4 separate regions of the Homo sapiens genome follow, and regions 2, 3 and 4 are each linked to region 1. A link is a loop called in an ENCODE intact Hi-C map of the cell type or tissue named here. Cell type or tissue: OCI-LY7. All regions are shown on one strand.

Region 1 (5,000 bases):
TGAACCCGGGAGGTGGAGGTTGCAGTGAGCCAGCCTGGTGACAGAGCGAGACTCTGTCTCAAAAAAAAAAAAAAAAAAAAATTAGCCGGGCGTGGTGGCCGGCACCTGTAGTCCCAGCTACTCGGGAGGCTGAGGCAGGAGAATGGCGGGAACCTGGGAGGTGGAGCTTGCAGTGAGCAGAGATCACGCCACTGCACTCCAGCCTGGGCAACAGAGCAAGACTCTATCTCAAAAATAAATAAATAAATAAAATTTAAAAAGTAAAAGAGAAAATGAACTACTCATGCTCCCTCACACCAACCCCCCTATTGGTCACCAAATTCTATGCCTCCTAAATATTCCATCAAATTCCACCGCTACCTTATTTTAAGCCACATTATTCTCAAGTCAGTGGTAATAGGAATAATCTAGCAACTCATTTTTCTAATTCCAGCCTCTCCCCTTTTCAGTCTAGCATCTATTCTGCAGTTAAAATTATCTTTCTAAAATTGTGACCTTACCATCATCTTCTTTAAAAATTCAGTGGCTTCCCACTGCCCATGGAATCAAGTTCACACTTCATGACAAGGCACAGAAGGAGCTACAGCAATCTAGGCCAGGCGTGCGGCCCCCGGGCCAAATCCAGCCCAGCCTGCTTTCTTACTTCCCACAAGCTAAGAATGAATTTTTTTTTAATTTTTTAAGTTGTAAAAATAAAAAAGAATATGCATCAGAGACCTTACGCGGCCCACACCCCACATACCTGGTCCTTTACAGAAGTTTGCAGATTTCTAACCTAGCCCAATGATTTTCAGGTCAGAAATCCTATGTGCCAGTCACACTGAGCTACTTAAAATTCCAGCAGCAGTAGGGCCCAGACCATCACCCTTCCCCCTGCTTCCCGCGACTCTCCAACTATGCAGCGAGCTTTTGGGGCTCAGATGGCCCTTGCAGCTCATCACGGGCTGCCCTGTGGTGACCCACACAAGCCTGCCTCCCACTTACAAAAGGAGCCCCAATCCACCTTTGCAACCCGGGCACCTAGCATGGGCACAAAATACGTATTCTACAACTACTGGAAGAATATACTCTAAGATGATGATTAAATATAAATGCGGGTCTCACACATCAAGAGGTGAGTCGTGCAATCGTAGGCAGACTGCAGGAGGCAAGGCACAGGCGGCGCCACAGCTACCTGGACTTGCTCTTCTAGACCAGACAGAACACAAAGAAAGAGCGCTGGAGCCGAGAGTCAGGGCATCTGGGGACACTGGCCAACAGTGAGATTCTCCGTCAGCCTGCAGAGTGTGGGAGAGCCAGAAAAGGGGACGGAATTCTGAGAGATTTTACTGTGGGTTTTAATTTATATCATGTTGGTGCTCTTTGATAGATGCCAGTGAAGAGCACAATCCTGTTTAATGTCTTTCGGCACCTGGAATTTGGTCTCAGAACAGGGCTCGATGGAGAGGTTGGCCTTCAGGAGGCCCTGGTGCAGGCGGGTCACACGTGCAGCCCCCCTCGCCCCACCACTGCCTCGTAAAGGGCAGCATGTGTTACGGTGCTGGTTTTCTAAGCTCACTGCGCTCCAGACCCTGTGAGGAATGCCTTGGTGTTTTAGAACGTCTCCCTGCCCACCCTGGATCGCCCCACTGCCTCTCTCCACTAACCGTATTTCAAACAGTGTGTGAAAAAAGCAGCTTTAGCTGGTCAGCACCTTGTCTGGGCCTCCTGGGCTCTATTCCAAGACAACAGATTGTCCTGCCCCCAATCAAGGCCTCAGCCCCCAGGCTCCAGAGAACAGTACAGCCCTAGGAGGGACCCACAGACTCTCAGGTCCTGCTAGTATTGGCTCCGGGAGGCTAAGTAATATGTTGACACATACAGATGCTGTTTTTTAATCTTACTATATTCATAGTAATTGTGTCATTTTCCATCTTTTCAATTCATACATACTCTCACACAATTACCACCATGAAATGACGGGCCTTAACATTTTTCTAATGTGAGAAACAAGTTTTGAAGACACTGATGAACACTGGCAGCCCCGGCCAGAGCCTCCCTGAGGGCAGGGCCAGTGCCAGGCAGGGCAGCAGCGCAGTTTCGCCAGGAGTTGTCTGGTGTAAAGCACAGGCTGGGAGTGCGGGTCTGAGGGAGGGACACAGACATGACCTCCACACACTCCCTGGCACATCCTCGAGGCCGGAGCTTCACACTGCCTTCAGCTCAGCCACCAGGGACACTGCAGCTGGACACAGCTGCCCTGCCTCCCAGGACACCCATCTCCTCTTCAGAACAACATGAGACATAAAAATAAGGCTGTACAGAACTTACACACCATGAAAAAATGAGAAGCCTATTTCTTTTTTCAGATCAGAAGAGCAACGTGAGCAACGGTCCTATCAGAAATACAACAAATATAAAAGCAGCAGTCGAGAATGGTGAGGGACCACAAACCCCTGGGGACTTGGTCCAGGCCAGCTCTGAGCACCACCAGGCACCCAGACTAGCACACAAGTAAGGGGTGCTCAATAAACACCTGCTGGGAGGTTCCTACACACTCTAGGATGTCACTCTAAGATGAGACAACCCTGATGCAAAAGGAAGGTAAGGTTCTTTGCTAAGCACTTCAAAGCAGAATCATCTTAAATTGGCAAAAAAGCAACCCATATAAAACTGGTTCTCAAGCTCCATCCAGCCCGGTGTCAGCCTTCGGACCTAGAACAAAAGCACCACCTTGTGGTTAGAAGTGTAAATGCAGGCTTAAACCTGCATGCAGAAAACCACAAGGTATAGTAGTAATATTAATAAATTCTCTGCAATCGGTAAAGTTCCTGGTAGAAGACCACATTCCTACTCATGTCAGAGATTGTTTTTTAAATGTTTCCACAACACTGCTCTGTAATACGATTGAGATAGCATGGGAAAACAAACACACACTCATGGCTGAATTTCATTCAAAATCTCCATGTTGATAAAAAGACATTAAACCTAAGGAGTTGACTATTTTGAAGGATATGACACAAAAATGTGAAACTTATCCCCAATCAGAATGTCAGCTCTACGAGAGGCAGAAACTGGTTGGTTGGTTGGTTAGTTCACTGCAGTACTGCGCCAGGCGCTTTGGTTTACGGTAAAACAACAATTCCCAAACTTTTCATTCTCAAGACCACGTCACACTCTAAACACACTGAGTACCCCAAAGGGATTTTGTCCACGAGTTGCCAGAATGGCACCAAGTTAGTGTTACCATGTCAAAACCTCCTGTACAAATAAAATAAACCTACTACGTGCTAACATAAAATTTACTTTATGAAAATGCCACCGAGTTAGTGTTACTATGTCAAAACCTCCTGTACAAATAACAATAAACCTACTACATGTTAACATAAAATACTTTATGAAAATGGCATCAAGTTAGTTTTACCATTTGTCAAAACCTCCTGTACAAATAACAATAAACCTACTACGCGTTAACATAAAACACTTTATGAAAATGAAGTATTCTTTTAAAAAAAGAAACAAAAGTGATACGGTTTTACATTTGTGCACCTATCTTTTCCAGTCAGCAGAGCCAGATGCTCACACCGCCTGCTGCACGCCCTCTATGGCACTATCACACATCTCGTGCCTGACACTCAGCACAGAATGAGAGCGAAAGGTAAATAATGCTTCACATCTGTATGTAGCCGGAGCCCTGGAAGAATCCTGGGGTCTCTGCACTGTCATGTCTGCTGGACAGGAAGTGCTGGGGGAGCTTCACTGAGTGCAGGGAGAAGGGGCGCAGCACGAACACAAGGACTAAGGGGCCACGGCCTCTCCACAGCCACATGTCGGGGCAAGGCCTGGACCACAGCACTGCAGGGTTGGGGTCCTTATTTCATCAGGATTCCAAGTATAGGATTCAGGCCCAGGCACAGTGGCTGATGCCTGTGATCCCAGCACTTTGGAAGGCCAAGGCTGGTGGAAAGCTTGAGCTCAGGGATTCAAGCTCAGCCTGGGCAACACGGCAAAACCCCATCTCTACAAAACATACCCAAAAAATTAGCTGGGCATGGTGGCACACGCCTGTAGTCCAAGCTACCTGAGAGGCTGTGGTGGGAGAATAGCTTGAGCCCGAGAGGCAGAGGTTGCAATGAGCCAAGGTCACACAACTGCACCCCAGCCTGGAAGACAGAGCGAAACTCTGTCTCGAAAAAAAAAAAAAAAAAAAAAGAAAGAAAAGGATCCAACTCTTCGGGTCTTTGGGTCGCTTTGTTTTGACAGGGCATTATCTAACTTCAGGGTCATCTTCCCTTCAGGTTTTTACTATATGTTTTCTTAAGTGATAAGCGTTAATCATATGAATTGTTACATATAAATGAGGGTTTCCATTAATTTTTTCTTACTGTAAAGCTAATACATGCTCTCTGTAAAAAAACTTTATTATATTCCAAAACATACAAAATCACTGGCAATCCCACAATTCAGAAATAACCAAGTTAACTTTTTGTATATTTCCTTCTGCTTTTTTCTTACACTGAATGAAAAAAAATTAAGAATTTCCGCTCACTTATTAGCTATAAAAGGGTTAACAGAATAATTATACGGGAAAACAGTTAACTATAGGCAAGACACCCTCACTAATCTGTAAGTCAAGCACACGGTGGCCCTGGAAGGGTTCAGAGTTCTGACACAGCTCACGGCCCGGGACAGCCCTCTGTTACATTCAACCACGTGCACAGCGGCTTACCCTGGAACAAGAGTCACACAACAGTGGACGATGACAAAGCCAAGCCAAGACCCACAGGCCAGAGGGTGTGGCCACAGGAGGTAGGGCAGCAAGAAAGAGAAAAGGTAGCCTGCACTCCGAGAAAGCCCTCCCAGAAGGAAGACGGCGGCAAAGGCGAGCGGACAGAGAATGGAAAGGCAGCTCTGGCTTCTCCTTCCCCTGGACACAGCCCCCAGGAGAGCGCTAAGCCCCGCTAGACCCCAGGGAGGCTACACGAGGAAGACGCGCAGACAGGCCCGTAGGAACTGGAGCC
Region 2 (5,000 bases), 72 kb before region 1:
GAATGATAGTGAAAAAGGCACCCAACATCTGAGCATTAGTATGATAACAGTTTTGATCTGCAGACTCTCCCAACAGGTCTCAGAATGCCCCCACCCAGACCACTTTGAAAACTACTATTCCATAACAATGAAAATTAACTAATAATATAAATAAATCCCAGAAACACAACGTTGAGTAAAATAAGCCACACTCAAAGAAAAAAAAGAAAGAATGCATTCTGTGTAATTCCATTTATAGAAAGAACGAAATCAAACATGACCATCCTACAGGGTTAGCACTTCAAACACGACCATCCTACAGAGTTAGCACTTCAAACACGACCATCCTACACGGTTAGCACTCAGGAGAGGGGTTACTTTTGGGGATGGGAGGTCAGTGGGCTTCTGCAGTGCCACCAGAATTCAAGGCTTTGATCTGGGTGGTGGCCACACAGGTACGTCATTCTTCCATCATTACTCAACTGTACCGTTGTCATACATGCAATCACAATGTAATCCCCCCAAATTCAGAAAACAGAAAGCGGACTGAACTTTATAAAATGCCTTTTTTAAAAACACATATACGTTGTGTAGTTTTTCTCATTTATTCTGTTAACCTAGTAAATCCTGGTCTTTAAATAATCTATTTCTAGTAATGAATCACTCTCATCCTGGGGTAAGCCCTACTTCCTTACAATCATTATTTTAATATGTCATTGCATTTGATTCATATTTTATTTAGGAGGCCGGGCGCAGTGGCTCACGCCTGTAATCCCAACACTTTGGGAGGCCGAGGCAGGTCGATCACTTGAGGTCAGGAGTTCAAGACCAGCCTGGCCAACATGGTGAAACGTTGTCTCTACTAAAAATACAAAAATTAGCTGGGTGTGGTGGTGGGTGCCTATAATCCCAGCTACTCGGGAGGCTGAGGCAGGAGAATTGCTTGAACCTGGGAGGCAGAGGTTGCAGTGAGCCGAGATCGCACCATTGCACTCCACCCTGGGTGACAGCGCCAGACTCAGTCCCAAAAAAAAAAAATGTATTTAGGACTTTTGTATTTAGGATTTAGGTGACTTCAGCCTATATTTTAGTCTCAGAATGGGCTAGCGTACTTTTCCTATCCTTCTCTATTCTCTGGAGCCACTTACGTAACGAAACTATCACTGTTGATTGTCAGTGCCCATCTAGTTAAGGCTGTTCCTGCCATCTTGTTCTGTTTTACACTGACCACATTTTCTTCTTGGCTTTGCTTTTGTTTCTTGATTCTTTTCGTGCCTTGACAGTCATTTAATGTTTTACTTTATGACAAATACCTAGAGTTATTCAGTGTCCAGTTCCTCTAGAAGATGAGAACCTCAATCGAAAGAGAGAATCGAGAAATAGACTGAAATTAATATCCCATATGGTACATGATAAACGTGGTGTTGTAAATGAGAAGGGAAGAAATGTCAGTCAGTAAGTGGAGCTGAAACCTAAGCATTTTAAGGGAAGCCCTGGGACCCTTACCTCACATTTTCTTTTAAAAGCTTTATTGAGATATAATTAATATGTCATAAACTTCCCCCATTCTGAGCAGCCCTACCTGATATTTTAATTCTATATGAATCAAATATTTATATACAAGAATGAAATAAAAGAAGTATTAGAAGATAGCATACATCAATTCATTCAAAATCAACAGTGAGAAAGGTTTTTATCATAATTAGAACACAGAACTCAGAAATCATAAAGAAATTGATTAGTACCTGGGAGTTCTGACACTACAGACAAGGTCAAAAGACAAAATCGGCTGGGCGTGGTGGCTCACGCCTGTAATCCCAGCACTTTTGGAAGCTGAGGTGGAAGGTTCACTTAAGCCCAGGAGTTCAACCAGCCTGGGCAACACAGTGGGATCCTGTCTCTACAAAAAATAAAAAAACATCAGCTGGACATGGTGGCACGTGCCTGTAGCCCCAGCTACTCAGGAAGCTGAGGCAGGAGGATCGCTTCAGCCCAGGAGTTCAAGGTTGCACTGAGCGTGATCACGCCACTGCACTCCAGCCTGGGCAACAGAGTGAGACCCTGTCCCCAAAAAATAAAAAACAAAACAAAAAACCCAAAATCCACCTGGGGAAAAAACCTCCATTCATACTGGAGCCAACAGATCAACTCTTCGTTGACAAAAAAGATCGTCAGACTACATTCAAAAGATGCAAAATCCAGAAGAAAAATGAGCAGGGGCTATTTAGCAAGCGGCTTACAGAGGAACAAACACTGGTGGCTGGCTGCTCAGCCCCAGGCATGACTCAGCAATGAAGAGCTGCTGGACTCCAAGAAGGCAGCCCTGCTGGGGAAGGTGAGGAAACCACACCCCTCAGGTCTCTGCAGGTGGAAGGATACAGTCAGAGGTGGCCTGGTGACATCAAAGTGCTACACTGTAAATGCAGACAGCACTTATGAGCCTCCGGCATACTCAGCAAAACTGTGACACTGAATACCCCTTGTAACTTGACAGAAAGAGCGTAACACAGCTGAACAGACAGTGCACTGGAGCGACAGACACGTGTGTGCAGAGACCGCGGCAGCTGCTGGGGTAGCTGCTTCCCCACGGTGCAGTCAGGGCTGCCTGTCCTTCGGGGAGGGCTGGGCTGTGCTGGGCACGTCTAAGGAAGTTCCTGTAGTGACTGTTTCAGAGTGCCAGAGCCACCAGGACAATGGGGTGATGATGCTGTGTTTTCTTCCTCATGCTTCTTCATATAAGAGGAGAAAAAACTAATAATTATCTTAAAATAAAAAATTTTTAAATCCTCTTTAAATATCTAATGGTAATATTTCCAACGAATTTTTAAATAATCAAGCTACAACCTGGGAGCAACATTCAAAAATTTGCCCTAAAACATGCTAAAAATGTACAACAGACTTTGAAATTGAAGCAAAAGGAAGAAAACACATCCCCAAAACTCTGACAAATGATAGAAAATGCTTTGTATACATTCAGGGATACGCCATAGCACACAAAGCTGACTGAAAGGGGAAAAACCTTAACCACTAAAATTATGCATTTTCCAGTAAGTCACTATTTGGATGAACTCACCTGGACTGCTATTCCTACTGTTAGTTTTGGAATAACTTCTTAGATACAAGATTGCGTCTAAATAAACATGGTTGGACACACTCGAACAATAAACCACAGATTTGCATGTCAACTTGATTCTTAACTTTCCACTGTTCGTCCTTATGAAATGCGTCACTCCTAACTGACCCCTCAGAACTGAAAAAGCATGAATGTAACTCCGAAACTGTATGTCTAAGAACTTCCTCAGTTTCCCTGAGACACTGGCCCAGGTGCCCATACCTGGCCAGGGGCAACAGCACCGCTGTGACAAGGCTGGGGCCTTGGCCCGTGCTGGTGCTTGTCCTTGGGTGGACACAGGATGAGGCTGTCTGTGAAGAGAGCACGCCTGGCCCATGTGTGGTGTCCACAGTGCAAGGTGGCAGGCCACGCAAAGCCAACCACAAACGAGCACACAGCAAGCCGCCAATCAGCACTTCAAGCTGTCAGCAATATCATTCCTGTCAATCTAGAGCCCAGAACAAGTTCAAGAGGGCGGGCGCCGTGGCTCATGGCTGTATTCCCAACACTGGGAGACTGAGGCGGGAGGATCACTTGAGCAAAGGAGCTCAAGACCAGCCTGGGCAGCAAAGCGAGTCCCCGTCTCCACAAAAAAATTTAAAAATTAGCCAGGCATGGTGGCGTGAGCCTGTGGTCCCAGCTGCTCGGGGGGCTGGGATGGGAGGATCATTGAGCCCAGGAGGTTGAGTGCAGTGAGCTATGATCGTGCCACTGCACTGCAGCGTGGGTGAAAACAAGACCCTGTCTCAAAAAAAAGAAAGAAAGAAAACACAGAAAAAAAAAAGAGGTTTACTTCAATGAATGATGTACAGAAACATAAATACTTCTTGAATGAAAATAATCTAATAAATCAAGAAAAATAAAATACAAAAATCTAAGCCAATTGTAAACAGGGGATTTTATCAGGGTCTAGAAGTGACCAGACTGTTAATTTTCAGAACCACGGCCAACTTTGTGATGCTCTTTCCTTGTGCTGTCACCCAAGACAGCAACACATACCTTCTGGGCGCGATCAGCCTCCGACATGCTCTCCTTGGAAGTCCTGCTGTCCTCTGTGGGGAACGCGGCCGCCTGCTCTGCACCATGGCCGTCGTCCTCCTCGAGCTCCTCTGAGTCGTCCTCATCCGAGTCCATCTCCAGGCTCTCCCCATTCACGTGCAGGCTGCTGGCGCCCAGGTCCTTCTCCCCCTAGAACACGGGCAGGTGTATACCCCAAGGCAGGATCAGTGCGCATCATGAACAAACTTGCTTTCACTGAGGAGTCTTGGGTGACTGGGAGGTGCAAGGGCCTGTGGGGAGGCGGGGACACACGAAGAGGTGCCCCTGCCACCTGGAGAAGAGCCCGGCAGACAGGTGGGCTGTGGTGAGGAGGGCAGGGAGGACGGGGTGGAGTCCCCCACAATGATCTTGGACACGAACACTCTGCCCCTATGGCAGAGGAGCTTCATGGCACTGGCACCTTCCCGGGGACTGAGGTCACCCAAATTACTGATAACGAGGCCCTGAACACAGAAACGCATTTCCACGCACACGTGGCAACTCACTCAAATGCGTCTCTTACCTTGGAACCCACAGTGGAATGAGTTATGCTCTTAAACATCTCAATCACCGTCCTCTGTTTTAATACTTTGGTCTTTTTCTTAGGAACCAGGCTATAGGTTCCCATTCTTCGTTTTTTCTTCCGAGATACTGCAGCTGCTAAAACAAAAGGCAAGCAAGCTAAAAAAAAAAAAAAAAGTCAAAAGGGGACAAGAAAGGAAAAGAAACACCATTCAAATGTTTTTCAAAGGTAAGAGACAGTTTACAAAACTTGATCACCAAAATCACCAGCAAACCCCATCACAACAGGCCCACTGCCCGCAGGTCATCAGCACAGTGACAGGCATCCTTCCCTCACGATCAATTCACA
Region 3 (5,000 bases), 94 kb after region 1:
GGGTTGCTAAGTCAGCTGCCCGCTGTTTTATGGGGAGTAGGATGCTCTCGCCCCTGACATTGGTTAGTTCTTGCCTGATTTATGCATGAAGTGGCTGGGAGCTCAGCAGTGAGCTTCTGCCCAGAAGAATCCACAGGGCATGTTCAGCAGGCCTGCTGCAGATGGTGGAGGGGGCTGGCCAGCCAGGGTGAGGTGAGGGTCTCACTTCTCCGTCCGTCTGCAGGGCTGTGGTTTCCAGGATAGCCCTCCCTCTCCTTGGGGAGCCCCAGGTGTCTGGGGCTGGTCAGCATCTTGTACCCATAGAGCTGCCCCAGGGAAACATGCCAGGCTGTGTGGCTGGGATCCTGCCTGTCTCCAGGTGCGCCCAGCCAGAGGCCTTGCTTCTTGGGAGCTGGAAGCCTGGCCAGTCCGACTCTGACCTGTCTGGTCTGGTCCGGTCCGACCCTGTGTTGGTCCCACAGGTTGCTGCTACACTTTCCCTTCTTGAAGCTCCACTGCCATGTTCCAGGACACCCTGTGTGTTCTCATTGCTGCCCCTGGCTGGGCTGGCTTTTGTCTGTAAGCAAAACTTCCAGTACCTTTTCTGGCAGTACCCTGGGGGCTCCTGAAGAACAGGACTGCTGAAAATGGGTGATATCAACAAACTCCGCAGGATTTCCTGGAGCTTAGAGAACTGCATGTGCCCACATCAGGCCCTGAGAAGCCCCCTTAGCTGCTGCAAAGGTTGGGGACATTTTTTGCTGAGTAGGTGAAAGCTGCCAGGGAGGGGGACATATGTGTCCCTAGAGATGGCGGGTCAGCAGGTTGGGGTTTGGGGCAGTCTTCAGGCCTGGAGCCCCGAGTGCCCTCAGGCAGCCTGCTTTCAGATAGAGTCTGAGGATGAGCACGGAGTGCAGGGGTCCCCTTTACCTGCATCCAGGGGTGTGGCCATGTTGCCCCTGACCAGCAGGGCTGCTTTGTTTGGCAGTCATTCATCAGAAAAGTGCACTGAAAGAAGCGCCCAGGGCCTCCCACCTGTGAGACACCACGCTGGGGAAGGGGGCGGTGCAGGTTCTAGGTTTGCATGTGGCAGCTCCTCCAGGCCTCACCCCAGCAGGTGGCACCGTGAGGGTGGGACGGGCCCCACCACTGCTTCCCTCTCACCTGATACCCAATCCTCTGGTCATCTTTCCCGTTCCGTGGCCCCGACTTCTTGGTCTTCGTAGCCAGGTATCTAAGACGTCCTGTGAGGACATCCAGATGGCTGCAATGTGGGGCTGCTTCTAAAGCTTGTTTGGAGTGTGGTGTGTTGGGATGCGCACCTGGTCACTCTCCCTCCCCCGCAGAGGTGTGTGGTTGAGGCCCTTTTGGAATGCCCTGCTGCCTTCCTGGCCAGCCTTTTCTGCGCCTCTGTCTCTGTGGTGGTCTGAGCTGTTGGCTCTCTGCCATGTCTTTAGCCACAGCCCTGCTTGAAGCCCTGAGGCTGAATACCCAGGCACCCGTATATTTCAGTCAAGTCCGCCTTAGCTTCCTGGAGCTGCCGCAACAAAGCAGCGCGAGCTGTGCAGCCTGAAGCAGCGGGAATTCACAGTCTAGGCTCTGGAGGCCGGAGTCTCAGATGAAGGCGCAGGCAAGGGCCCTCAGGTGCGGACGCCTCCTCCCTGCCAGGTGCCTTGCCTGCCTCCCTGTGCTCTGCACAGCAATGGCCCTGCAAGTCTTCTGCATCAGCTTTCTCTTCTGCGGACTCCTGCTCCTCTGGGTCAGGGCCCACGCCTGCTGCTTCTGAGAGCCCCTGTTTGTTAAGGATGCTCTCTGAGGTGCTGGGGTCTTCAGTCCATTGTTTTTTGGGGGGCACAGTTCAACCTGTAACGGCCCAAGGGGTTCTTCCTGCCCGCTGCACACATTCAGACCGTGGATTGCAATAAAGAAAAAAAGTTTAGGGCCGGGCGCAGTGGCTCACACCTGTAACCCCAGCACTTTGGGAGGCCGAGGCGGGTGGATCACGAGGTCAGAAGATCGAGACCATCCTGGCTAACACGGTGAAACCCCGTCTCTACTAAAAATACAAAAAATTAGCTGGGCGTGGTGATGCGCGCCTGTAGTCCCAGCTACTGGGGAGGCTGAGGCAGGAGAATGGCTTAAACCCGGGAGGCGGAGCTTGCAGTGAACTGAGATCGCGCCACTGCACTCCAGCCTGGGTGACAGAGCAAGACTCCGTCTCAAAAAAAAAAAACAAAAAAATTAATAGACACGGGCCGGCCAGGCCACATGTGAGATGGAGTTCGTCCTCAGATCATCTTGTCCAAAGCTCCTAGGTTAGGGGTTTTTTCAAAGGCAGTTTTGGGGGAGGGGGGCGGCGGCCAGGCGACTGGTGCTGATAATCATAGGGGTCGGAGCCGTCCACCTGCTGAGCCGCTTCTGGGGGGTCCTGATGCAGCCACGGGTGTCAGACAAGCAAAGACCCTGGAAGGCGGTCTCTGAGGGGCAGCTCCGCCATGGCGGGTTCACAGGAGGCAGGCAGAGCGCGCCTGCGGCCTCGGGGTGCTGGGCTTAGTGGGGCGCGGGCTCCTCATCAGCTTTACGAAGGCGTTGATTCCGGGGCAAGGCCTGTCATGGAAACTGCAGCCTAAATGTTAAGTCAGCGCGGCCCGATGGCCAGGAGTAACCGGGAGGGCGCCACGGGGTGCGCTACCGCAGCTCGCTGTTGGGGTTTTTCTCAGTGATAGAAATTTTGCAGAGGCGGCTTCAAACCTACGGCTCTGTCACTAACTTGCCGTCTCCAAACCTGCTTTGTGGAGGAGCGGATTTCCCGAAGCCTTCGGTCTCTACGGCCCCGCAGGGAGCAGCGCGTCTGACGCCTGAAGCCCGCCGCGGTCAGCCGGCCGACAGGGGGCGTGGGAGCCTGGCTTCCCAGGGGCGTCCACGGAGGCCAAGGCCCTGCCGGATGTCCCGCCCCGGCACCCCGGAAGGAGTCGCGAGAGAGGCGGCCCGCGCTGACGGTGTCCCTGGGGCTCTGCGCTCGTCCGGCCGGCCCCGGCCTCGCCGCCCCGCGCAGTACCCAGCCCGGCCCCGCCGACCCGCCTCTACTGCCGGCTCCGCGCCCTTCCCCGAGGGCTGGATGATGGGCTGTTTCGCCCTGCAAACGGTGGACACCGAGCTGACCGCGGACTCGGTGGAGTGGTGCCCGCTGCAAGGCTGCAGGCACCTGCTGGCGTGCGGGACCTACCAGCTGCGGCGGCCGGAGGACCGGCCTGCCGGCCCCCAGAACAAGGTGCGCGCGCCGCGGCTTCGGGAGGGGAGGGCGGGGCCGGCCACGAGGTTGAGGCCGAAAGGCGCACCGAATCGCCCAGGAGATGAAGAGGGGATATTGGCCCTTTGGCCAGGAGGTAGGCTGGAAACAGTTTAGAATCTTTTTAAAAAAATTGTTCTCGGCCGGGCGCAGTGGCTCACGCCTGTAATCCCAGCACTTTGGGAGGCCGAGGCGGACGGATCACGAGGTCAGGAGATCGAGACCATCCTGGCTAACATGGTGAAACCCCGTCTCTACTAAAAAAATACAAAACAATTAGCCGGGCGTGGTGGCGGCGCCTGTAGTCCCAGCCACTCGGGAGGCTGAGGCAGGAGAATGGCGTGAACCCGGGAGGCAGAGCTTGCAGTGAGCCGAGATCGCACCACTGCATTCCAGCCTGGGCGATACAGCAAGACTACATCTCAAAAAAAAGAAATTACTTTTTTCTGAGACAAGGTCTTGCACTGTCACCCAGGCTGGAGTGCAGCCTCGGACTCCAGGGCTCAGGGCATCCTCCCGCCTCAACCCCCTGAGTAGCTGGCACCACAGGCACGAGCCACCGCCCCCGGCCAACTTTAAAATCTTGAGAGCAGAACGTCTTCTATATACAGGTGTGGCCCAAGGGAATGGGTGGAATGTACAGTAAAGAGAAAGTGGGAATTATATCTTAACTTCTGGTGGGTACATATTAGGATCCAAATTGGGCACTGGAACAACAGGCGTAAGTCAGGACTGTCCCAGGCAAACTGGGTTCTGTGGTTACCCTAGCCATAGCTGGTCCCTGTTGGCCGGTTTAGAAGGAGCCTTCTCTACTGGGTCCAGGAGTGTTCACCTACTCATTAATAGACGTTTCTCCAGCTCAGAAAACCAGAGGTTCTCCTTCCAGGCAGAATTCCACTCCTTTAGTCATGGCAAACCTTTGAGTTCCTTGGATCCCTTTTCCCATCCTTTGGGTTCCTTCGTGTCTTGGGATAATCAGAGACTACCTCTGCATTTTTTGTAGGGTGGAATGGAAGTTAAGGAGCCTCAGGTCCGTTTAGGCCGTCTCTTCCTGTACAGTTTCAATGACAACAACTCTATTCACCCTCTGGTCGAGGTCCAAAGAAAAGATACTTCTGCAATCCTGGACATGAAATGGTATAACTGTGATAATCCCACTGGGTGTAGAATTTGTCATGAGTAGCAATCAGGGAAGCCTGATGCCTGATGCCTTCAACAAGACAGGCATTGCATCTCAACTTTGGATTTGTTTCTTTGCTGTCCCGCCTATCTTCCACCTGGGGAGTGCTTTACCTGGGGCTTATTTCCTTTGTCATGTTCCAGCCGGGGAAGTGATGGGAGTTTTCTGACTTCATAACCTGGGGCGTCTTTTGTTTGAGAACACAGTTGTAGGCTCTAGCCCACTTTTGGAGCTGAGATTTAAATGCAGTGGTGTGTGGCATAATTATGTTTTGGTCAACAATGGAGCACGTATACCATGGTGGTGCCTTAACGTAATGGAGATGCCCTATACAGGTGTACCAGTTTTTATCCTTTTTAATTTTTTTTTTTTTGAGGCAGGGTTTTGTTCCGTTGCCCAGGCTGGAATGCAGTCACGTGATCATAGCTCACTGCAGCCTTGAACTCCTGGGCTCAAGCAATTCTCTGTCTCAGCCTCTCGAGTAGCTGAGACTTCAGACTTCAGGTAGATGCCACCATGCCTCTTTTTTTTTTTTTTGAGACGGAGTCTCGC
Region 4 (5,000 bases), 100 kb before region 1:
CCTAGTCATCTCCAAAAGCGGTTTCCAGGCGGTAGGAGGGAAATGGGGGTTGGGGGTGAAGGTGTCTAAGGCACTGGGGCTCGACAGGGGTGGTGAGGGGCTTGTGAACACTGGAGACCTCCAGACGGACACCAGACCTGGGCCAGCTGCTGGACCACCCGACAGCAGGTGGACACAGGACAGGAACCAGCACCAGTGAGCAGACAGCAAAGCCTGCGGAGGACTCAGAGGCTGCCGGACTGGGCTCTTACCGCTGTGCAGAAGTAGCCACAGCCAGGACAGCACTGGTGCTTCACCATGCGGCCCCGGTGGTCTTCACACAGCACGAGGAGCGGGGCCTTGTTGGAGGGGCGCATCAGCTCATACTTGACCACGCTGTTTGTGCACCGGCCCAACTGCAATCAGACAAGACTGGTGGTCAATGTCAGAGTCACGAGAGGCCGGCATTCCCTCCCACCAGGCGCTGGGCAGTGCAGGCACACAAGAGCTGCTCAGCAGGTGTGGGCTGACTGAGCCGAGCCCTGCAAGGCCAGCTTGGCTTTGCAAGCACTTATCGAGCACCTGCTACACGCCTCAGCACGGGGGACAAACAGGGAGCCCAGAGAAGGAAACGCCCATCATCTGCACAAACTGCAGGAGGCAGCGGCACATGAGCAGGTCCAGTGGGCCAGGCGCGACCACACCCACCAGATCCAGGGGGCCAGGCGTGCCCACACCCACCAGATCCAGGGGGCCAGACGCGACCACATCCACCAGATCCAGGGGGCCAGGCGCGACCATACCCACCAGATCCAGGGGGCAGGCGTGCCCACACCCACCAGATCCAGGGGGCCAGGCGCGACCACATCCACCAGATCCAGGGGGCCAGACGCGACCACATCCACCAGATCCAGGGGGCCAGGCGCGACCATACCCACCAGATCCAGGGGGCAGGCGTGCCCACACCCACCAGATCCAGGGGGCCAGACGCGACCACATCCACCAGATCCAGGGGGCCAGGCGCGACCATACCCACCAGATCCAGGGGGCAGGCGTGCCCACACCCACCAGATCCAGGGGGCCAGGCGTGCCCACACCCACCAGATCCAGGGGGTCAGACGCGACCACACTCACCAGATCCAGGGAGCCAGGCGTGCCCACACCCACCAGATCCAGGGGGCCAGACGCGACCACATCCACCAGATCCAGTGGGCCACATGTGCCCACATCCACTCACATGCGCCTACCAGAGGGCCGGCTGCTCAACTCTGGCAGAAGTCAAGGAAGGTTCTGGGGTGAGAGGGGTTCTGGGCTGGGTATCCAGGAAACATGAACGTATACCTGGCAGGACAGTCCAGGCCATCACAGGCCAGCAGTGGGCAGCGGTACAATGAATCTGTGGGAGCCCCAAGGATTCTGGGGCAGCCAGAGGAACCTGCACACAAGGCAAGGAGCAGGACACAGAGTCTGGGGCCTGACTGGGGAACATGGTCACTGGAGGATTCTGAGAGGACCAGGACTTGAAGGCGCCTGTGGAGGTGGAAGCAATGAGGGCACCCAGGATGCCAGGCACTCTGCAGCACACCAGACAAAGCCTTACAGGTTTGCTACGGAAAGTTCTCTGATAGCCAATAAGAAAACAAGAAGTAGCCCCCCCAAAAATAAGCAAATAATTGAGTGGCATTTCACTAAAGAAGAACTACAAATGCCCCCCAAAGGAAATTACACAAAGAAATTCAACATAAGCCTCTGACATTCTTCGTATTCGGTCTGGCACACTGCAAAGCTGGTATCTGTGGGGTCTGCAGAGATGACACACCATCACTGTGAGTTCTGTCCAAACTTCACAGCAAGCAACTTGGAGACATGAATCAATTACAAATACATATTCTTAAGACTCCACTTGAAGATATAATTAAGTGCACAAACATGTATCTAGAAGGACCCAGCTTTTGCAATAACAGAAAAGTAGGAACAACCAACCTGTCTACCTGCAGAAGAGTGGCTGCAGGGCACGCCCAGGTGGCATAAATGATCTACCCTGAAGCCAGCAAGAGACTTCTCGATGCCCAAATGAGGCTGCATTAGAATCACCCAGGCAACTTTTTTAAAAGACAGTCTGGGCCCCACCCCAAACCTATGGAACAAGACCTGAAAGGCGTAGAACCAGGGCATGTACATCCTGAAAAAATGCCCCCTCCACACCACCACCACCAAATGCTTCTGCAGTGACTCCCTGGTTCAGGACCAGCGGCTGCAGGGCACTTGTACCTACTGACTTTGAAAAATGTTTACATTAAAGGAAAAACAAGTTATTTTCAAAAATTCAATGTGGTTATACACATAGAAGTCTAGGAGAACATACAAAAGTACTAAGAATGATTCCCTCAGTTTTGGAATAAGAAGTGATTTTACTTTCTTATTCATGCATGTATGTAGTATCTGGATTATTTTACAATCGGCATGCATTATTTTTACAATCATAAAAACGATAATGCTGTATGATTCTGGCTCTGTGCTGTGTAAGAAGGAAACACAGAAGGGAGCTGCGGGGTAGGGGGTCCAGGCAGAACGGCAGGAGAATGTAAGGAAGGAGATGTTCTGGGAAGGATATATCAAATAAATGACAATGGGATCCAGTTAGGGTTGGGAAAAAAGAGATAAAACAAGGAATCCTTTAACAAGGTGGGAAAAACACAGATGCACTGGGGTGGCCCCACTGAGGTCACCATGGGTGGGAGGGGCACCCTGGGTTCACCACAGCAGAGTACAGATTCACCGACTGCTGACCGGATCCTGAAGGAGGGACCAGAACAAGAAAGGAGCCCACCACAGGGAGGTGCTGTGCTTTCAGGACAGAAAGCAGCTGAAACAGGTACTGACTTCACAAAGTAGAGATAACCCAAACCTGCTTGCCTGAAGGTGGGTCCGCACCGGCAGAACCCTGGAAGGCTAAAGAATCAGGGCCAGCTTCGGTGGCAGGGGCTGAGCTGGTGTAAATACAGAGCTGGCGAGGCGGAGCCTCAGACGAGGTCCATGCAGCTAGGCACCCCACCTGGCGCAGGTGAGGGGTCACCCTCTGCAGAGGTGGCCACAGAGCTCACTATCTACTCTCCACACAAGCCCACCGCTACAAAACGGTTTCCTATTTTTTTAGTGTCTGTTTTATTAAATATTCTATTAAGAAAACTTTCAAAAATAGAGACAAACGTAAAATGTATCCCCATGTGCCCATGCCTAATTTCAAAAATTACCAGTATTTTCTCTTCTCGTTCAAGCCATCCCCTATAACCTTTTGTGCTTGGAGAGGTGTGCTGGTATATTTAGCAAAGTACCTAGGGGTAAAATGATGCCATTTTAGCCATAAATAACTCCATATGCATTGCTAACAAATCATACTTCATATAACCTTAGAACCATTATCAAGCGGAACACAGGTAGCACTTTCTCAGCGCAATTTAATACCCAGTGCCCACAGGCTCTGCAGGGCCCACAGGCTCTGCATGGTGGCTTATTAGGACACAGTGGGGTGTGCAGCTGTCCTGGGCTAGCCTTTCCTCAGCTGTGGGAATGCCCTCCCTTCCTTCCTCTTCCTTGGATCTGGTTTAAACCAGATCTGGGCTCCACTGTGGGCCCCGCTCCTGAGCGAGATACAAAAGCCTCCAAGTTGGGGTCCCCTGTGACTCATCCCAGCTGTTCTGCTGCTCAGGTCTGCCGATGGGGCCCCTCCCTTCCTTCCCAGTGGCACCCTCTCTGCCCGACGCTGCCCGAGCAAGCATGAACAGACAAAGTCCAAAGGTGGGAACAGCACTGCTGTAGCCAAAACGCCCCGCCACCCCGGTCTCCTCGGTAAGACCCCAGCACCCCCATCTCCTCGGTAAGACCATGTCGTCCAGCAAGGTGCTCGCCTGTGGTGAGCTAAGACGAAAGAAGCTGAAGCCAACCAGCCAAGACCAGGACTCCGAGGAGCACAGAGACGTGCAGACAGAGAAGTGTTTGTGGGAGACACTAGCACGATTATGCTCAAAGACATGGGAGATAGCAGGGCGCAATGGCTCACGGCTGTAAACCCGAGGTGGGAGGATCACCTGAGGTCAGGACTTTGAGACCAGCCTGGCCAACATAGGGAAACTCCGTCTCTATTAAAATGCAAAAACATTAGCCAGGCATGGTGGCGAGCACCTGTAATCCCAGTGACTTGGGAGGCTGAGGCACAAGAACTACTTGAACTCAGGAGGAGGAGGCTGCAGTGAGCAGAGATTACGCCACTGCACTCCAGCCTGTGTGACAGAGCAAGACTCCATCTCAAAAAAAAAAAAAAAAAAAAGACATGGAAGATGGAGGCAGCTCTGAGGGGAGAACTGGAGGGCCACAGTGTCCGTGACATGAGAGAGAACACTTCAGAATTCAAAGGCTCAAAATAGTTATCTTCTGAGCAATGTGTCTTAAGAACTAAAGGTTATGCACCACCAAGACAAGAGTAAAGTGAAGATATGTGATCCAGCAACTTGATGTGTCTGAGAATACAAACATGCAATTCTATCAGTTTGGGAATGGGTTTATAACAAGTACACAGAAAACAAAAAAATGAATAGGGAGGCAATGATTAGCTCTAAGGAAAACAAACAAAACAAACTCACTCAAGAAAGGAAAGGCAATCCAGGCAGCTGTGAGTGCCTCCCCCAGCAGGACACAGCCTGGAAGCTGCAGCCCCAGGGAACCAGACCCATTGCTCACTCTTCTCTTTGGTTCGCTCCTGGGTGCTCAGAGGAGGCAGGGAAGGTGGAGACCAGAAGCCTCCTTGGTGTGAGGCCTACATGGATCCTTCTGTCTTGCTGAACAAGGTAGCTGGCTGGGAGGGAAGCGAACCCTATGGCCTAGGGCACAGGTGAAAGATTATGGCTGTCACAGCTATAGGGGAGGTATCTGGTGTCCAACGGGATACTGCTCAGCACCAAACAACGAGCAGGGCAGCCCCTTCTTCCCCCCAGAGAATTACTTGGCCCAACACATCAAAAATA

What was found. A loop is a pair of places that touch in the nucleus more often than their neighbours do. Peaks named below come from ENCODE experiments on the same cell type or tissue, not always from the same donor. Only the 100,000 strongest peaks of a DNase experiment are listed, where the experiment ranks them.
Region 2: a loop joins it to region 1, with 4 times the contacts of the local background. A loop is called at or near these places in 11 of 110 quality-filtered maps.
Region 3: a loop joins it to region 1, with 2.4 times the contacts of the local background. A loop is called at or near these places in 3 of 110 quality-filtered maps.
Region 4: a loop joins it to region 1, with 2.6 times the contacts of the local background. A loop is called at or near these places in 28 of 110 quality-filtered maps.

What each region holds. Positions count from the first base shown.
Region 1 is chr9:137,670,712-137,675,711 of GRCh38, reverse strand. The region is part of intron 1 of EHMT1 (euchromatic histone lysine methyltransferase 1); the gene reads right to left. Among named protein-coding and RNA genes, the nearest start is that of EHMT1, 54 kb to the right of the region's middle. RefSeq lists enhancers at 525-1,041, 2,166-2,275. In OCI-LY7, CTCF peaks have their summits at 950, 1,158, 2,513 and 2,720 (motif pointing left); DNase peaks (open chromatin) are centred at 2,611, 3,631 and 4,711; H3K4me3 peaks cover 4,099 bases; H3K27ac peaks cover 4,747 bases.
Region 2 is chr9:137,743,181-137,748,180 of GRCh38, reverse strand. It overlaps EHMT1 (euchromatic histone lysine methyltransferase 1), which reads right to left. Exons shown (of 27, transcript NM_024757.5): 5 at 4,653-4,810; 6 at 4,091-4,279. Among named protein-coding and RNA genes, the nearest start is that of MIR602, 93 kb to the left of the region's middle. RefSeq lists enhancers at 2,064-2,283, 2,474-2,523, 2,674-2,723. In OCI-LY7, no CTCF peak of the experiment used is centred here; a DNase peak (open chromatin) is centred at 2,510; H3K4me3 peaks cover 860 bases; H3K27ac peaks cover 2,342 bases.
Region 3 is chr9:137,576,875-137,581,874 of GRCh38, reverse strand. It overlaps DPH7 (diphthamide biosynthesis 7), which reads left to right and starts at 2,950. Exons shown (of 9, transcript NM_138778.5): 1 at 2,950-3,250; 2 at 4,272-4,405. The coding sequence starts at 3,098. RefSeq lists enhancers at 2,545-2,604, 1,699-2,670 and a silencer at 2,855-3,264. In OCI-LY7, CTCF peaks have their summits at 2,647 and 2,855 (motif pointing right); DNase peaks (open chromatin) are centred at 2,914 and 3,244; H3K4me3 peaks cover 2,471 bases; H3K27ac peaks cover 2,081 bases.
Region 4 is chr9:137,770,504-137,775,503 of GRCh38, reverse strand. EHMT1 (euchromatic histone lysine methyltransferase 1) reads right to left here. Exons shown (of 27, transcript NM_024757.5): 11 at 252-395. Among named protein-coding and RNA genes, the nearest start is that of MIR602, 65 kb to the left of the region's middle. In OCI-LY7, a CTCF peak has its summit at 2,791; a DNase peak (open chromatin) is centred at 2,813.